Linked DNA regions of Homo sapiens: region 2 is linked to region 1. The links are chromatin contacts, found by POLR2A ChIA-PET in ENCODE. All regions are on one chromosome and are shown on one strand. Each heading gives the region's core, a stretch centred on a gene start or an enhancer-like site at or near the end of the contact. The rest is flanking DNA. Distances are from core to core; before and after follow the strand shown. Region 1 overlaps NFASC (neurofascin). Region 2 overlaps NUAK2 (NUAK family kinase 2).

Evidence for each region. ChIA-PET counts read pairs that join two places held with the same protein, here RNA polymerase II (POLR2A).
Region 2: POLR2A ChIA-PET joins it to region 1 with 13 read pairs in BJ. The contact joins two enhancer-like sites. POLR2A ChIA-PET finds 5 or more read pairs at or near these places in 2 of 52 experiments (BJ and activated T-cell).

Annotation. Positions count from the first base shown.
Region 1 is chr1:204,885,978-204,891,286 of GRCh38, reverse strand. All of the region lies in intron 1 of NFASC (neurofascin), which reads right to left. Among named protein-coding and RNA genes, the nearest start is that of NFASC, 60 kb to the right of the region's middle. Within about 2 kb of position 3,254, at least 5 of the 41 ENCODE cell types and tissues checked have a DNase peak (open chromatin) inside an H3K27ac peak, as active enhancers do.
Region 2 is chr1:205,299,659-205,304,816 of GRCh38, reverse strand. NUAK2 (NUAK family kinase 2) reads left to right here. Exons shown (of 7, transcript NM_030952.3): 7 at 304-2,754. The coding sequence ends at 1,367. Among named protein-coding and RNA genes, the nearest start is that of NUAK2, 20 kb to the left of the region's middle. RefSeq lists enhancers at 1-794, 1,648-2,499, 2,500-3,352, 3,142-3,436, 3,353-4,204. Within about 2 kb of position 3,601, at least 17 of the 41 ENCODE cell types and tissues checked have a DNase peak (open chromatin) inside an H3K27ac peak, as active enhancers do.

The DNA of each region.
Region 1 (5,309 bases), core at 2,005-4,504:
GAGACCAGGAAGTGGGGGCATCCTCATATTGGCTCATCCTCTCCTCGCCCTTCTTGCCTGTTCCTTCACTTCTGTTCTCTGGGATTGCACTCCCTAATAAAGTTGTAACACATAAGCCTTGCCCGAGGTTCTGCTTTCTAGGGATTCCATGCCAAGATGCCAAGTGACCTAGGACCCAATCAGGGAAGAGACCTTTACATTCTACTCTCAAGTATGACTTTAGGCACCTTATGTCTAGCTGCTTCAATGGAGACCCAAATTTCTGGCCCTGAATTGAAGTAATACCTTCTTGGCTCATCCCACTATCCTTGGGAGAAGGCCTGGCCCACTACCAGGGTGAGACCATTGGGTGAGCATCAGGGGATGCATGCCACTATCACTCCCTCTACCACCCACTTCTTAGAAAAGTGCCTCCCTGGCCAGGTGCGGTGGCTCACGCCTGTAATCCCAACACTTTGGGCAGCTGAGGCGGGTGGATCACCCGAGGTCAGAAGTTAGAAACCAGCCTGGCCAACATGGCAAAACCCTGTCTCTACTAAAAATACAAAAATTAGCCAGGTGTGGTGGTGGGCGCCTGTAATTCCAGCCACTCGGGAGGCTGAGGCAGGAGAATAGCTGGGACCTGGGAGGCAGAGGTTGCAGTGAGCAGAGATCATGCTATTATATTTTAGCCTGGGCGACAGAGTGAGACTCCATCTCAAAAAAAAAGAAAAAAAAAAAAGTGCCTCCCTGCTTTCCAAAGACACCAGGCATCCTTTTTCTCAAGGACCTTTACTTAAGCTACTGAAAATGTTTCCCTTCTCCCCTTCTGATTTTTCTTCATACCAAGTTCAAGAGAAAAAGCTAAGTTTCCCGTGCCCACTTTATTTACTTATAAAAGGATGGGGTTGGTTGCCCCCAGGCCTGCCCTGTATTGCTTCCTAGGTTTTCACATAGTGCCGTCTGGATCCCTCAATCACATGGGGGCTCTGGGCAGGCATGCAGCAGGTCTCACAGCTCTGCACTCTGGGCTGCTTCAGCATGAGCACATGTGCAGCCAACACAACCTGCGTGAATGGATGGATGCAGGAAGGGATAGGTGTTACCCAGGGGTCATCGCACAGCCTCCACCTCAGGGGATTTTAAATAAGAAACAACTCTTCCCCTACATCTTCTGTCAGGCAAGTCAACCAATTTGCCTGTGTGCTCAGCCTCACCCTAAGCAGATGGCACCAGAGCAGCTCTCAGAGATAGGGGAGGCCCACAAAGACCTTTTTGGTCTCATTTGATGACTTTGTTACAGCCCCGAGGAAATAAACATCCTCTCATTTTTACACACAGAACAGCAGGAAAGAGAAGTCGGCTGCCGGAGGGGAATTACCCTCTGAAGCAGTAGCATGGTGCTGTGATAAGGTGGAGTCTGGTTACAATTTGCTGCAAGCACTGATGTTAATGGATTCTATTAATACAAATTTGTACTCTGAAAACCTGATGACAGCTCCCAGCCGCCAGATAAATCTCACCAATTACCACCCAGTACATTGGCCTTCCCGGACTGTTTCTGGGATCTGGGATCTCTGAGAAGCCTCCATTCTAATTGAGGAAAGGAAACAAGGATATTGCACACTGGGGGCGGACGTCTAGACTACCTCCTTCAGGGAACATAGCCTGGAGGAAGGGAAACACAAAGTCCCCAGGGCTGAGAAGATATTCACCAGTGTGTGGGTAAAAGTGAACACCGTAAGACTATTCAGAAAGGTGGTAGCTTCTGCTGTCACAAAATAACCTGCTATTCTGAGCCAATATGGATTTTGTGGATTAACTACCACACCTGCTTCACTTTTCCTGTTAACCTGCGTAATGAAGCACTTGTACTATCACCAAAAGGGTAATTTCTGATGACATCAATAATAGGCATCATGCTGCTTCAAAACATTTTCTTTAAAGTAACCTATCCACTCAGTTAACTGATCCTGGGAAAGTTGGGAAGGTGATGTGGAAACAAGCCTTATGGGGGCTCTATACTTGGCTGCTATTAGTTTAACTTCATTGACAGAAGGATTTTGTAAATCACCTAGGAAAAGAATATTGTATCATTTTAAGTTTCCTTAAATGTAAAAAATAATAGTTTTGGTTTTAGAGTTTCACAATATTCCCTGAAATCAGGTAAGAGAAATTCGAGGTTGTGCAGACAGGCAGAAACCTCGAATCAACAAAACCAAAGCCTGGTCGTTCTTGCCCTTGAGCTCCTGAAACACGGCTGACTCCTGGACTCACTGCCTGACAACCCACGGGAAGCATCCCAACCAGGGTGAACCCCAAGGAAGACTCGTGCTTCAACTCTCAAGCTGGGATCATTCAGAAGCAGAAAGCATGAGGCTTCCCCATTGCCTCCTCTAACTCTAGGGCAGCACAGGGTTCCCTAGAGTTGGTGGATCCCCAGACTGCTGGATTGTGGTGAAAACCAACCCATGTAATTGGCTGTTTCCTACAAAATGGCCAGCCCTAGAGCTCTGCCTGACAGCATTCTTGCCATCTTGTCATACTCATTCATTTAATTCTGTAAGCATTTTAAAATCTCTACTATATGGGAGGTCTTCCCACCCCATGACCTGGCATACTGCCTCCTTAGATTACAATCCCATTTCATTACAGAATTTAAGGTGTTGTGTATTAAACAAAGTTTATGCGAGGTCACTTGTGCTCAGTGCCATGGAATCAAACCAAACTTTGAAATGGGCCAGTTTTCAAAAATCCAGAAGATTCCAGTCAACCTGAGTCAGCATAAGGAAGTCCCCTCTGTTTTAACCCTAGAAGGACAGTTAGTTTGAAATGACCAATCTGCTTTTTGTTCTCTGTGACTGTTTTCTTCAGCTTTTTTCTGCTTATAAAGCCAACCTCCTCTGCTCAGGTCATGGGAACACTCATTCCATTTTAAAGAATGAGGTATTGCCCAATTCTAGGATCACAAATAAAAGCTAATTCGATCTTTAACTAAATTTGTTGTAATTTTGTCTTTTGGCAAGTGTAATGAAGCTGACCCATTGGTTCCAGACTTGGTTCTGCAGTACAGTGGGAGTGCTTTGGGGTTGGCTAGATTTGGTAGACAGAAATACAAGCAGATAACTGCCCAAAGGCAAAGAGGGAGACAAATATGGATGGAAACTGGTGACACGGAAATCAGAGAGAGCCAAGGGGGAGAAGAGAGAAAACCCTAGAGACCATTTGCAGCCTCCGGCCATGAACTGTGAATAACAGGGTCTCTTTTATCACAAGGCCTCAGGGGAGCACCAAGAGTAGCACCAGATGGGTAAGAGCCAGGGACTGTTCAGGCTCTGTTTACCCACCAATTTATTAAGAACAGAGCTGTATTTCCAGCCTCCAACTCCCAGAATTAACAGCCAATCAGGGGCCAGGTATGGTGGCTCATGCCTGTAATCCCAGCACTTTCAGAGGCCAAGGCGGGCTGATTGCTTGGGCCCAGGAGTTTGAGACCAGCCTGGCCAACATGGCAAAACCCTGGCTCTACAAAAAATATAAAAAATTAGCTGAGCGTTGTGGTACACACCTGTGGTCCCAGCTACTTGGGAGGCTGAGGTGGGAGGACTGTTTGAGCCTGGGAGTTCGAAGCTACAGTGAGCCATGATCTTACCCCAGCCTGGGTGACAGCAACAGAGTAAGACCCTGTCTCAAAAAAAAAAAAAAAAAAAAAAAAAAAAAAGCCAATCAGGCTCCTCAAAAAAATTAAACATGGAATTACCACATAATCCAGCAATTCCACATCATATCCAGGTACAGATATGCCAAAGAATTGGAAGCAGGCACTTGAAGAGCTGTTTGTACACCCATGTTCATAGCAACATGATTTGCAAAAGCTAAAAGGTGGAAACAACCCAAATGTCCATTGACAATGGATAAACAAAATGTGGTATATCCATGCAAATAAAGGTCTATTATTCAGTATTTGGAAGAAGGAAATTTTGACTCATGCTACAACCTGGATGAACCTTGAAGACATTCATGCTAAGTGAAATAAGCCACTCACAAAAGGACGAATACTGTATGATTTTACTCATATGACCTACCTAGAGAGGTCAAATTCATAGAGACAGAAAGCAGAATGACGGTTCCCAGGTGCTTGGGGGAGGAGGGAATAGGGAGTTATTGTTTAATGAGTAGAGTTTTAATTTTGGGAAGATGAGAAAGTTCTGGAGATGGATGGCGGCAATGTAGATGCACACAGCAACATACATGTACTTAATATCACAGAACCATACAACTGAAATGATTAAAATGGTACATTTTATATTATGTATATTTTATCACAATTTTTTTTAATGAGGCAAATTAAACACAGGCTCTTCCTGTGATGAAATAAAAATCATGACACAGTTGTGCTAAAAAGGATAACAGGCTGGAATATTTGAATTCGATAGGGTCCTGCAAAATGGTAAGAACCTACAGTCATGCTAAGAAGTCTTCAACCAAGAAATGATCATTTTAGAGCACTAGAATGGGCATACAGAATCCCTGGGCTCCAGTTCCAACTTTGTCAGTAACTAGTTCTATAACACTAGGCAAGGGAGTTGCGTCTCCCTGGGCCTCAGTTTACTGATTTGTACAAGGGGGTTGAACTAGATGACCAAAGCACCTCAGCTGGACCAGGGGTTTTCAACTTGTGGTCCTGCAGCAGAATCTGGGAACGTATGAAAAATGCAAATTATTGGGCCCCTCCCAGACTTCCCGAATCAGGAACTCTGAGTGTGGGCCCAGCAGTCTAGGTTTGAACAAGCTGAGATAGGTTTGAGAACCACTGAGCTAGGACATTTTATGTTTTTATAGCTAATAGTGATCTGAGTAAGCCACATTTTTATGGAAATAAAAAGCATAAACAGCCAGACACATAAAAACACATTAGCAAATGAATAGGAATAAAGAGAATAATTACTTTTTACAAAAATGAGATGTAAATATAAAGTAGCAAATTAATTTTTTTTAAAAATCATAATTTTTAAAAGTCCAAATGAGTGCTGTCCTTAAAAGTTATAATAGCCTACCACCTGCTGTTTTAATGATGCAGTTCTTGCTTAAAGCATTTTTGAAACTTTATTTGGAACCGACTGCTGAGTCAGTTTAGAAGCTGAACGAAATCAGCTTCATTTGTTTGGAACTAAAAGTATCTTCATTTAGCTTGAGCCTAGACTTATTGTCCTGATTAGGCGGCTTGCAGAAATCAAATTCCCTCTAAAAGGAAGAAGACTGCCCATCCCTGAGGATATTCAAAGAATGTGCTGCAGCCTCGAAAGCGATTTCGAAAGCATAGCTCAGAC
Region 2 (5,158 bases), core at 2,352-4,851, 410 kb before region 1:
CAGAGGGTTGAATTTCAATGGAGAGAGAGAGGATAGACACCAACATACACACAAGGGCTTATGAAGGGGTCACAGTCCTGAGGGGTCAGAGGACAGAGAGGCAGCTGGAGGAGTCAGTCCAGGAACTCTGGACTGGGGAGCTGTCCTGGGCCAAGGCATGTATAGAGCCCTAGGTTGGAAGGGACGCATCCGACCCAGGAGTATGCAGTGTCATAGCTCAAAAGGGGATGAGCTGGGGACAGGGGACAGGGAGTGCCTATTCTGGGAGCTGCCAAACTGAAGCACCTGCCTTTTGTCTTCCAGATGCCTGTGGCCTGATCCGGTGGCTGTTGATGGTGAACCCCACCCGCCGGGCCACCCTGGAGGATGTGGCCAGTCACTGGTGGGTCAACTGGGGCTACGCCACCCGAGTGGGAGAGCAGGAGGCTCCGCATGAGGGTGGGCACCCTGGCAGTGACTCTGCCCGCGCCTCCATGGCTGACTGGCTCCGGCGTTCCTCCCGCCCCCTCCTGGAGAATGGGGCCAAGGTGTGCAGCTTCTTCAAGCAGCATGCACCTGGTGGGGGAAGCACCACCCCTGGCCTGGAGCGCCAGCATTCGCTCAAGAAGTCCCGCAAGGAGAATGACATGGCCCAGTCTCTCCACAGTGACACGGCTGATGACACTGCCCATCGCCCTGGCAAGAGCAACCTCAAGCTGCCAAAGGGCATTCTCAAGAAGAAGGTGTCAGCCTCTGCAGAAGGGGTACAGGAGGACCCTCCGGAGCTCAGCCCAATCCCTGCGAGCCCAGGGCAGGCTGCCCCCCTGCTCCCCAAGAAGGGCATTCTCAAGAAGCCCCGACAGCGCGAGTCTGGCTACTACTCCTCTCCCGAGCCCAGTGAATCTGGGGAGCTCTTGGACGCAGGCGACGTGTTTGTGAGTGGGGATCCCAAGGAGCAGAAGCCTCCGCAAGCTTCAGGGCTGCTCCTCCATCGCAAAGGCATCCTCAAACTCAATGGCAAGTTCTCCCAGACAGCCTTGGAGCTCGCGGCCCCCACCACCTTCGGCTCCCTGGATGAACTCGCCCCACCTCGCCCCCTGGCCCGGGCCAGCCGACCCTCAGGGGCTGTGAGCGAGGACAGCATCCTGTCCTCTGAGTCCTTTGACCAGCTGGACTTGCCTGAACGGCTCCCAGAGCCCCCACTGCGGGGCTGTGTGTCTGTGGACAACCTCACGGGGCTTGAGGAGCCCCCCTCAGAGGGCCCTGGAAGCTGCCTGAGGCGCTGGCGGCAGGATCCTTTGGGGGACAGCTGCTTTTCCCTGACAGACTGCCAGGAGGTGACAGCGACCTACCGACAGGCACTGAGGGTCTGCTCAAAGCTCACCTGAGTGGAGTAGGCATTGCCCCAGCCCGGTCAGGCTCTCAGATGCAGCTGGTTGCACCCCGAGGGGAGATGCCTTCTCCCCCACCTCCCAGGACCTGCATCCCAGCTCAGAAGGCTGAGAGGGTTTGCAGTGGAGCCCTGAGCAGGGCTGGATATGGGAAGTAGGCAAATGAAATGCGCCAAGGGTTCAGTGTCTGTCTTCAGCCCTGCTGAACGAAGAGGATACTAAAGAGAGGGGAACGGGAATGCCCGCGACAGAGTCCACATTGCCTGTTTCTTGTGTACATGGGGGGGCCACAGAGACCTGGAAAGAGAACTCTCCCAGGGCCCATCTCCTGCATCCCATGAATACTCTGTACACATGGTGCCTTCTAAGGACAGCTCCTTCCCTACTCATTCCCTGCCCAAGTGGGGCCAGACCTCTTTACACACACATTCCCGTTCCTACCAACCACCAGAACTGGATGGTGGCACCCCTAATGTGCATGAGGCATCCTGGGAATGGTCTGGAGTAACGCTTCGTTATTTTTATTTTTATTTTTATTTATTTATTTATTTTTTTGAGACGGAGTTTCGCTCTTGGTGCCCAGGCTAGAGTGCAATGGCGCGATCTCAGCTCACCTCAACCTCCGCCTCCCGGGTTCAAGCGATTCTCCTGCCTCAGCCTCCCTAGTAGCTGGGATTACAGGCGCCCGCCACCATGCCCGGCTAATTTTGTATTTTTAGTAGAGACAGGGTTTCTCCATGTTGGTCAGGCTGGTCTCAAACTCCCGACCTCAGGTGATCCACCCACCTCGGCCTCCCAAAGTGCTGGGATTACAGGCGTGAGCCACCGCGCCCCACCTAACCCTTCCTTATTTAGCCTAGGAGTAAGAGAACACAATCTCTGTTTCTTCAATGGTTCTCTTCCCTTTTCCATCCTCCAAACCTGGCCTGAGCCTCCTGAAGTTGCTGCTGTGAATCTGAAAGACTTGAAAAGCCTCCGCCTGCTGTGTGGACTTCATCTCAAGGGGCCCAGCCTCCTCTGGACTCCACCTTGGACCTCAGTGACTCAGAACTTCTGCCTCTAAGCTGCTCTAAAGTCCAGACTATGGATGTGTTCTCTAGGCCTTCAGGACTCTAGAATGTCCATATTTATTTTTATGTTCTTGGCTTTGTGTTTTAGGAAAAGTGAATCTTGCTGTTTTCAATAATGTGAATGCTATGTTCTGGGAAAATCCACTATGACATCTAAGTTTTGTGTACAGAGAGATATTTTTGCAACTATTTCCACCTCCTCCCACAACCCCCCACACTCCACTCCACACTCTTGAGTCTCTTTACCTAATGGTCTCTACCTAATGGACCTCCGTGGCCAAAAAGTACCATTAAAACCAGAAAGGTGATTGGAAGCAGGCCCTGCTGTTCTCTTTGGTGACTGAGGTGGGGAGGGATGGTGCTGAGCAGGTTTTTGAGCCTTCTCCTAATACTCGTTCCCCTAGGCTGCCAGGGATGGGAAATAGAAAAACTGCCGAATCAAAACAAACGTGAGCTCAGTAGCTCTGGCCTGACCCTATTAAGCACACAGGTGGGAAGGCCCTGGGCCCAGGGTCCCAGTTGCTCTTCCGGCCTTTGGCACTAAAGTAGAAGTGGATTTGGCAGATTATCCCACCCTGCCCCCACCACCTGCCTCCTTCTCCTCCCACCCCTGCTCCTGTCTGCTTGAGCCCTGCTCCTGCTGCGTAAAGACACCCCCACAGCCTTTATTCTCTCCCTCCTAAGAAATCCCCTTTACTCTGGTGCTGGGCAGCTTTTCCCCCCTCCGTCCTCACTGCCTGACTCCCAGAGAAAGCAAAGAATGCCTGGAATGTCCACCCCCACCGTACGCCAACTCCCTCAGCCCCCTGCAGAGCATTCCCCACACGCCTGCTCCATTGAGAAACTCCCAGGCTCCGAGGGCTGGGGATGAAAGGGAGGATGAGGACAAAGTGCCGGCCAGCAGCCGGCTGGCTCTGGCTTCAGGCAGCCTCCCTCCCCCACCCCGACCCACTCTGGTAGTCACAGGAGGCCTCCAAACGTCCCCAGCTCTGGCTCTGGCCCCACAACACACCTGTCCTGCCGGCTGTCGGTGCCTGCCCAGTGGAGCGCGTTGGACCTCCCCTCCCACACCTGGAGAGCTGAGCTGGCAAAGTCACTAGTCTGCAAAGGAGATGGGGAGGGCAAGGCAACTATGAGGTCAAGATGGGAGAGCAAACAAGACATTGCTTAGGCGACACTGGAGTACTTAGGTCTTAAGTCTCTGAGGTCCTACTCAGTGCTGGAACTCTGGGCTAGACTCTGGGTAAACATGGAAAAAATCCAGGGGGTGGGTTTATCTCCAGAAGCTTAGAGTTCAGCTGTGGGGGTAGCAGTGCTCCTTTATTCATTCCTCTCATGAATCAAGCCCTTTTGTGTGCTAAGCTTAGTAGAAGACAGAGGTAATTGCTGTATCCCTGGTGCAAAAAAAAAAAAAAAAAAAACAGAGATCTTAGCCTCAAGGAGGTTACAGGCTGTGGGTAAGGTAGCATGCAATTCAGTGAGAAATTGTTATTGGTTCAGATCATGTTGAAAGGGAGTTTGGGGACGGCGCGGTGGCTCATGCCTGTAATCCCAGAACTTTGGGAGGCAGAGGTGGGCGGATCACAAGGTCAGGAGATCGAGACCATCACGGCTAACACGGTGAAACCCCGTCTTTACTAAAAATATAAAAAATTAGCCGGGCGCGGGGGCGGGCGCCTGTAGTCCCAGCTACTCAGGAGGCTGAGGCAGGAGAATGGCGTGAACCCAGGAGGCGGAGCTTGCAGTGAGCAGAGATCGCACCACTGCACTCCAGCCTGGTCTCAAAAAAAAAAAAAAAGAAGAAAAAGGGAGTTTGGATGATGGAAAGAATTGCATCTTCGGAGATAATAATAGGGGCTACCATTCACTAAGTGCTTATGGGTCAAGCCCTTTAGGTGTGTTACCTCATGTAATGCTCACGATAGTCTTGTTAGTTCAGTACTATTTCTATCATTCTCATTTTATAAAAGAAATGGAGACTCAAAAACATTAAGTAGGCCAGGCGCAGTGGCTCACATCTGTAATCCCAGCACTTTGGGAGGTCGAGGCAGAAGCATCACTTGTCAGGAGCTCGAGACCAGCCTGGCCAACATGGTGAAATCCTGACTTTACTAAAAATACAAAAAATTAGCCGGTCATGGTGGCGCACTCCTCTAGGCCCAGCTACTCGGGAGGCTGAGGCAGGAAAATCCCTTGAACCTGGGAGGCGATAGTTGCAGTGAGCTGAGATTGTGCCACTGCACTCCAGCCTGGGCAACAGAACAAGACTCTGTCTCAAAAAAAAGGAACTTGATAGCAAATGGAGAAATCAGACCTCAAACCCAGGTTTGGCATCCCACAGACTCACTTGAATGGCATGGTGTTTGGAGAATTGGATAAAAGAATGTAAGTGAAGGAACTATAAATTTATATGCCAGGTTTATTTATAAATATTTATTATATGAGCATCCATTATATGCCAGGTTCTTTTGCAGGCACAAGGAATATGCCAATTTCCCAAGTGCCCTTTCCTAGTCTCCACAAGCCCCAAGAGAAAGCTAAGAAAGAAGAGAGTGAGGCCAGGCGTGGTGGCTCATGCCTGTAATCCCAGCACTTTGGGAGGCCAAGGTGGATGGATCACCTGAGGTCAGGAGTTCGAGACCAGCCTGGCCAACATGGTGAAACCTCGTCTCTACTAAAAATACAAAAAAAATTAGCCAGGCATGGTGGAGCATGTTT